Linked DNA regions of Mus musculus: all the other regions are linked to region 3. A link is a loop called in an ENCODE intact Hi-C map of the cell type or tissue named here. Cell type or tissue: heart. All regions are shown on one strand.

What was found. Peaks named below come from ENCODE experiments on the same cell type or tissue, not always from the same donor. Only the 100,000 strongest peaks of a DNase experiment are listed, where the experiment ranks them.
Region 1: it touches region 3 in a loop (2.0-fold over the local background); 3 of 42 quality-filtered maps call a loop at or near these places.
Region 2: it touches region 3 in a loop (7-fold over the local background); 3 of 42 quality-filtered maps call a loop at or near these places.

What each region holds. Positions count from the first base shown.
Region 1 is chr12:102,593,769-102,596,268 of GRCm38, reverse strand. The region is part of intron 4 of Itpk1 (inositol 1,3,4-triphosphate 5/6 kinase); the gene reads left to right. Among named protein-coding and RNA genes, the nearest start is that of Chga, 40 kb to the right of the region's middle. In heart, a CTCF peak has its summit at 1,518; a DNase peak (open chromatin) is centred at 2,328; H3K27ac peaks cover 924 bases.
Region 2 is chr12:102,585,391-102,587,890 of GRCm38, reverse strand. All of the region lies in intron 6 of Itpk1 (inositol 1,3,4-triphosphate 5/6 kinase), which reads left to right. Among named protein-coding and RNA genes, the nearest start is that of Chga, 32 kb to the right of the region's middle. In heart, no CTCF peak of the experiment used is centred here; DNase peaks (open chromatin) are centred at 1,100 and 2,340.
Region 3 is chr12:102,672,779-102,675,278 of GRCm38, reverse strand. All of the region lies in intron 2 of Itpk1 (inositol 1,3,4-triphosphate 5/6 kinase), which reads left to right. Among named protein-coding and RNA genes, the nearest start is that of Mir1936, 11 kb to the left of the region's middle. In heart, no CTCF peak of the experiment used is centred here; DNase peaks (open chromatin) are centred at 1,039 and 1,768.

The DNA of each region.
Region 1 (2,500 bases), 79 kb after region 3:
CCCTGTCCCTGCACTATGGTGTGTAGTCAGCATTTGATCCCTTCTGCTGAGCATCTCCAACATGGCTCACTCCCGCTGACGGCTTGACCCACAGCAGCCTGGGCTGACCGTGCCAGAGCAGCCATGGCTGGGGAGTGGCTCAGTGTGCTCCAGAAACATGAGGACCCAAGTTCAGACCCCCAGCACCCACATCAGAGCAGACACAGCAGTGTGCAGCCCTAACTCCAGTACTGGGGGCAGGAAGTAGAGACAGATGGATCCCTGGAGCCTGCTGGCAAGTCAGGTTCAGAGAGAGACCCCCGTCTCAAAAAAAAAAAAAAAAAGATGGAAAGTGATTGAGGAAGGCACGATGACTGCCCCTTCACCACTCCATGTACAGTGTGTATATGGGTACAACACACAAGCACACAATAATGACACTACAACCAGTTCTTGGTATGATCTTATCAGGACTTGAACTAGGGCACCTCTTCAGCTCCCACTGAGGCAACAGGCCCTGCAAGCCAGGTAGTAGACTAGGTTCCATGCCTTTAACAGTTTATCTCTTACCAAACAGAAAGAGTTTAAAGCAAAGATGGCAAGAGGTGAATCTGTGTCCCTTTTGTAATTTAAATTCTTTCATAATTTAAATGCGTTCTCTCCACGCCGGAGCGGAGGAGCGGGTACTGATTTTGTCTTGACCTCATTGTAGGGAAACTGAGGCACGGAGAAGTAAAAGTTTCAAATGAGCTGATCGTGAGGGGTGGGACTGGGATGCAGACCTGGGTGTCCTGGGTCCTCCTCTGACCTGTTAGAGCCTAGCCAAGTCAGACAGTGGGGTGCGTCATTTGGTTAGGGCAAGCACAACAGCAGGGTTCTCCTCCCATGTGAACAGAAAGGGGTGCCCGGCAAGGCCATCCAGGCAAGAGAATTGGCTTGAGTGACAAGCAAGAGTTCCCCAGGCCAGGAAGGAGTCCCTAGGGTCCAACACACACAGAGAGGAGGACCTAAGATCTGGTTCCGTGTCAATGCTTGTTTTCAGAGGAGTCAGGGAGAACCTTGATCCTGTGTCTTACTGTCATGTGCTAACAATACCATGGGCCCCTCCCTCATTGCCCTCCTCCCTCATCGCCCCCCTCCCTCATCGCCCCCCTCCCTCATCGCCCCCTTTGAATGAAAACCATTTCCTACCATACTTCAGGGACCTTGGGAGAAAGAAATGGCAAAGCTGCACCCAGTTCTGACAGACCCTGGCTGTCACACCACCGAGCCTGTGGGAACCCACTTTTCCTGTGGATTCCCCCCTCAGAGCAGGGAAGGTGGGAGCGTAGTCTGGTGCGTTGCTCATTTGTGTGCTCGCCAGCCTGCTTGGGTGCAGCCACAGGCATGGCCTGTTGTGCTGAACTCTGTGAAACCCAAGCTCTGGGAAGTCTAGGGAGTTACCCAGCTCCGACTGAGCCTGCAGAGTCTGTATAGACCAGAACGGACATGGTCACTAGGCCTGGTCACGTGTGGCCTCCTGTGGCGCCCTCCCTGGTCTATCCAGGGTATAATTAGAATTGAGAGTCTGAACAGGGAGTTCTAGCCTGGGCTGCTGCGCCTTGGCTGCCCATCTCTCCTGGGAGTTCTGGTGACTGGGAATAGGAGCTGCTGGTTCTCCCTAGCCTGACCTGGCCTGACAGCCTGGTGTGCCTTCTCCGCACTAGAGAGAAGGGTGAGGACAGACCACCAGGCTCTGCCCACTACCCCAGAGTGGTTAGCTTCGTGTCATCCATGTCACCGCATATTTTCTCTTCCTGCAGCTGTGCTGTATTGTCACTCCAGACTACTGAGCAGGACTCAAGCCCCAGAAGGCTACCTGTCCCAGCCTCACCCTGAGTCAGGCCTGGTGAACGATCCTAGAGAGAGATGGGATATTCCTCACCACACTCCTCATCCTGTCCTTTCATAACGGCACGGTCATTCATTGCTGGTGCTGCAGTGTAGTGCTTCCATCCCTTGGGGACACAGTGTGGAGGAACCAGAGAAAAGACCATTCCCGTGGACCACCCCCCCCCCTGTGTTGGAGCCCAGTCACTGCATGTTGGGGGGAAATTTCAGCAGTCAAGCAACCAGGGATACAAGGTCATAGGGAATCGCATGTGTACCGGTGTTCTGTAAAAGCAGAGAAGAAAAAGGGAGATTCATTTATTAAAAAATAAAACGGTGAAGATGGAAACAGAAATAGACTGAGAAAAGCCAGTAAGAGCCCGGACATGGACCAGGGAATGGCTGTGACTCAGAACATGTCTGCTCCTCAGTGTGTCTCCTCCGCTGGGTCCTGGCTGCACGCCAGACTCCTGACAACCCAGCTTAGCTCATTCGGTCCCCTTTCAAAGGTTCCAGCTGGTGAGTGGTTCAGCTCCTGCCCTGTGGTTACCTGCAGAGTGCACAGGATACTCTGTGTGGCCTGGATGCCAGCGGTCGTTCCTGTGTGAGATCCCAGCCTCATGCTGGTTGTGAGGTAGAAGAGTGGGAAGCG
Region 2 (2,500 bases), 87 kb after region 3:
TGGAAGACTTTCCTACCCACACATCATCCCCATGTCTGCCCATCTCTCTCTCTGAGCCCCTGCTCAGTTCCCCTGCTCAGTTCTGTTGCTAGAGCCATGCTGCTGCTGTTCGCTGTCCTGCTCTGAGTAGCCACACCTCGGGGTATAGCTCAGCAGAAGAACCACTGTGGCTCTGTCCTGTCTCCCACTTCACCTAACTTCCTGTCCCTACTCTTAAGGCTGCCTTCCCCCACCTTGGGAGCCTGGCTCAGTCTGCCCGGGATGCTGTGCAAGCTGCCTGCTGGGCACACATAGATAGCATCTTGCAGCTCAGAGGGCCACGAGCTGCTTCTGTTAAGAGCGTACCGCAGGCCACCCTCTTGGTATATCCTCACAACTCGCTTTGCACATCTGAGAGGAAATAGCGCACCGTCACGAGGGCTCTCAAGAGAGATCCATCCTCGAGACCTCATCCAAGCCTTACACCTACAGATGCCGTCCCCCTGGGGTAAGGGCCTCCATGTATGTGTTTGGTAGACACACATAGGCAGTTTGTAGCAGAGCCAACAGAAAGCACACCAGATTGATGTGTCATGGTTTCCTGGCCTCGGGTCCATCAGTGATAGGTGCTGGCTGGACTCCCGAAGAGGCATTTGAGAGGAATGTCTCAGTCCTACTGGTTCAGAGGAGATTTGAGGAGAGAGCCCACATCTCCAGTGTGCTGAGACCCTTCCTTCTGCATGGCTGGGTGCCTCTGTCTCTGCGTGTAAAGGAATCTTGCCCAGATGTCAGTACAGAGTGTCTGGAGAGACACTTTGGGGGTGTGGGGACAGTAAGCATGTAAGGACTTAGAGGCAAGAGGGGCAGTGGCTATGCAGACCACCCTTAGGTCCCTGTAGTGTTCTTAGCAAGGCCCCACATTCTCCAGGGTGACCTAAGTAGCCCCATGGGGAAAGCCTTCCGGATAACCCTATTGGCAGAAGTGCTCCCTGAGAGAAGACTAAAAATGGAAGCTCAGACGCCATGACTTTTTCCAGATCTAGGTCATTTTCATCTCCTGGCAGATGTTTACGGGGAAATGTCTATAAACAGTATCAGAACACCAGGGGACAGTCTGTGCCAGGGGTTGGCCCTGCCATGGGAAGCCATCATCAGCTGCAAGGACAGCTGTCTGCTAATGTCAAGAGCCATGTGGGGGTATCCTGGCTGCTTGGGTTCCCAGCTGCAGCAGCACCCCAAGGTGCTTTCCCGAGTAAGCCAGGCAGGAAGCAGGCAGACTCCAGAGCAGCCGCAGCACCCTTCCCATCACCACCGAATAGCTCCTCTGTGACAGAGGGGAACCCAGCCTCGGGATAGCACACAGCCGGCACTACTGGCAGTGTTACACATTGCCTGACATGCACCTTCAGTTGCTATGCCTCCCTGATCATCTGCCCACTTTTTAATCGCTGGGAATTTGACAGTTATGGGGCGAGGGAGTTGCTGTGTAGCTTGCCACAGAGCCTGGCTCACAGCTGCTCCAAGAATGGAATTTAGGATTCCATCAGATTGGGGCACTGCTGAGTCACTGACAGTCAACCCCTAGGCGAGGTCATCACCCCCCAGGGAGGCCATCTAGCATTCAGGTATGTGCAGAAGCACACATACACGAATGCAGGCATGCACGCATGCACGCATGTCCGTCCTCTGTTGCTATCTCAGCGCCAGGCACTCTCCCAGTCCACAGCCATCCTTGGGCACATGAAGACCCATTGCATTCTGAGGTCTGGAGGACAGAGGCCAGGGGAGACAGGAAGTTTGTCACCAGAGAATATCTTATGTAGAGTGGGCAGGGTGGGGGGACCAGTGCCTCCTACCTTTCAGGGATATCCAGTGGCATTGAGTTCAGAGAGGGTTGAAATGAAGCTACAAAGAGGGAACTTCTCACGGGGTCCTCGTGTGTATCCCAGCCTGGTGATCCATGCCTCTGCCTTCCCCAGCTCCATCATCAGCCCTCACTAGACTGTTTGCTTCCATAGACCTAGAACCCAGTGCACACACATGAGCTCTACAGGGCAGTCAGTCCTTCTTCCCTCCCTCCCTCCCTCCCTCCCCACCTCCCCACCTCCCCACCTCCCCACTTACAGAAGCTACATAACACAATTTATCAAAGCCCCATACACCTGCACTTGCTAGTAGATACTGCTTGTAGCAAAAAGAGTGGGGCTTAGCTGGCCTGTGCTGGATAGTGTGTCCTATCACCAGGGGCTTTCAGTCTGTCGGGTCTACAGCATCTGTGTTCTTGGCTGCTTCCCACACTGTTGCCTCATTCTTGTAAGAAGGTTGAGAGGACATCTGTTCACACCTCACTCCCGGCCTGGCACACACTGGTGTTTCCACATGGCTTGGATTCTGGCTTCTGTCCTGCCCAACTGGGCTTCAGGCACACTGTGGTTCTGTGGTGGCTGACCTGAGGGTGACAGTTGGTCAGGTGGCCATCTTTCCAGGATCATTAGCCTTGCTTAGTGACCCCGGAATGTGC
Region 3 (2,500 bases):
GCTGCTGGCTGTTCCTGTTTGGAAAGTTACAGTGGGTGACGAGTAGGAAGGGCCAGGGGTCCCGGAGGTCAAGACACTCCTAACACAAGTTGTGTTAGGAAGGATGAAGGGACAGTCCTGCCTAGGTGACTGTGCTGTCACCCTGTCCTCTGTGCTCAGCCTTGAGCTCATTGGCTGGAAAGAAGGAGGGATGGATGGATAGAGGGAGGAGTGGTAGGTGGAAGAAGGGAAGGAGGGGGAGGGAAAAGCGAGTATGGATAGAATGAAGGCGGGAGAAGAGAGAGTGGAGAGACGGCCCTGAGATGGATATCCAGGCTCCAGCAGCGGCATCTCAGAACGGTTGGCACGTTTGGCCTGTCTGTGAGAGCTCGAGCCCGGGATTACCTGTGGATATTCTGGTAAGAGACACTGGCCCCCATTGGTTATGTCTTTCCACGGATGGTACAGTGGTAGATGTGAACTCAGATTAATAGACTCATAGTGAGGGGTAGGTTATGACATGTGCACCACAGCTGTGCCTGGTTTCCTGTGTCACCGTCCCTGCACAGGACGAACCTGACTGTGTACCAAGCTGTCCACACTTGGATTTACTCTGACGGCTGAGTCTTCATGCATCTGCAGAGGGCTGCCTGGGATTGGGACCAGGTCAAGGCTGAAGGCAGACATCTGGAGGAAGTTTCCAGAAAGCCTGCTAGGGCATACACCCTTCAGAGGTCTTCGTTGTTCAACTTCAGGAGGGCTCTACTTCGCAGCTGTAGGAAAGGGTTTCCCGATGCAGGCGTGCACATACCTGGCCAGCCCGAGAGCTTCCCGGTTCCCTGACTGGGGGTGGACAGGAGCCTTGGAGCCATTGTGTAGAGTGTGCCAGACAAAAGGGTTCTGAAATCTCTCAAGATGTGTCTGTTGTTCATTTGGATGACGGCTTGAGGGAGGAAGTGGTGTCTGGGCACGGAGTGAAGCCAAACTGAGCGCTTTCTACTCGGGCATCTAAAAATAAAGGCAACGGCAATGCCTGTCCCCACACCTCCTCCTGGCATCCAGGAGAGTCGAGAGAGCTTCAGATTGGAGGACACTGGGGGAGACTCTGCAGAAACTGGAAAGCAAATCACTTGGCTGGATTTTCAAAGTCGGTTCGGCTTTCGTTCACTCCATCCCAGGATGTGGGCTCCTGGAAGCTGGAAATAGGCAGGGTGCCGGTCACTGGGTGACACGTGAATGAGTTAGAGAGTTAGGGGTGTATGAGCCACCCCAGCATCCACCAGATCCTGATTATATGGGAAGAGGTATCTTTCTTGTAGAGATGTGGAAACTGAGGCTCAAGATGTTGTGGCCTTTCGGAGAGGTCAGCTGGTGGGTGGTGGGATTAGGGCTGAGTTTGGGTTGGCTTGTTTACAGCAGTGTGGTCTCCTTTCTGTGTTAACAGATGATCCACTTATAAGATACTCTCCCCCTAGCATTGCGGGCCTTTCGCTGTTGTCTAAGTGGATGTAGGACCTGGGTTCAGGACCTAAGCATGAATAACCCGGGGCAGATCTTGCCCGTTTTTTCCAGGTCACGGAAGTCATTTCTCTTCCTGTTACCTGTTAGCAACAGTGGCGGCATCAGTGATGGGCGTTTATGGGGACTGTGGTGTACCAGGAAGTGGCTGTTTATATTCTAAAGCTGAGCTGGTGTGAGCACATGATGCCCAGCCGTGAGAGCTTGCAGATCCCTTCGTCTGCCCCAGCCATTCCCGCCAGGGAAGTGTGTGGAGATGAAGAACAAGGTGGCCTGGGCCGTGCCAGGAGCCTGCCAGTCTGCACAGTGAGATCGTCAGCAGGCCTGTCCCAGGCTTTTGAGGACTGAGTCAGGTCAGGTAACGTGACTGGCACTGAGCCTGGCACACAGAGGCTGATGATCTGCAGAGCTGTACCTCGGTGTGGGACCAAAGGACACAGCCCTCATCATCAAGGAAGGCAGCTGGTCATGATAACCCTGGGAGACAATGACTGGAGGTGGTCCCATGGTGCTGGTCACAAAACCGAAGGAGGACCGGCTCGAGTTATCAGCTGGCTAGCACATGGGTGGTGAATTTGACATTCATCCCCCTGCCTCCTTGATTTTTTTAACACTTGTTTCTATGAGAACTGAAAGCTGAAACAGTTAAAACTGTCTTATTCTGTCAGTAGGTAGGACTCATCTGCAGATGCAGGAAATGACTTTTTAAAAAAGTCCCATGCGCCTATTCAAAGTTGCCTCTCTAATAAAGTTTCCCTCTTATGCATGTTACTTGTGCAGTTTTGAGTATATGTTGATCGTGTTGATCAATTATGTATTCATAACCAATAATGATATACTTCAGAAGAAACTTCTGACGTGTGTAAGAGCTTTATGACCACATTAAAAAGTCTTTGAGGGAGGAACAGTTCTGTACATACATTTCCTTAGCTCAGTGGTGTTGTAGAATCGTTAGTAAGAGACTTTCCAGTGTAAAATACCCTGACAGTTTAAACATCTCCAA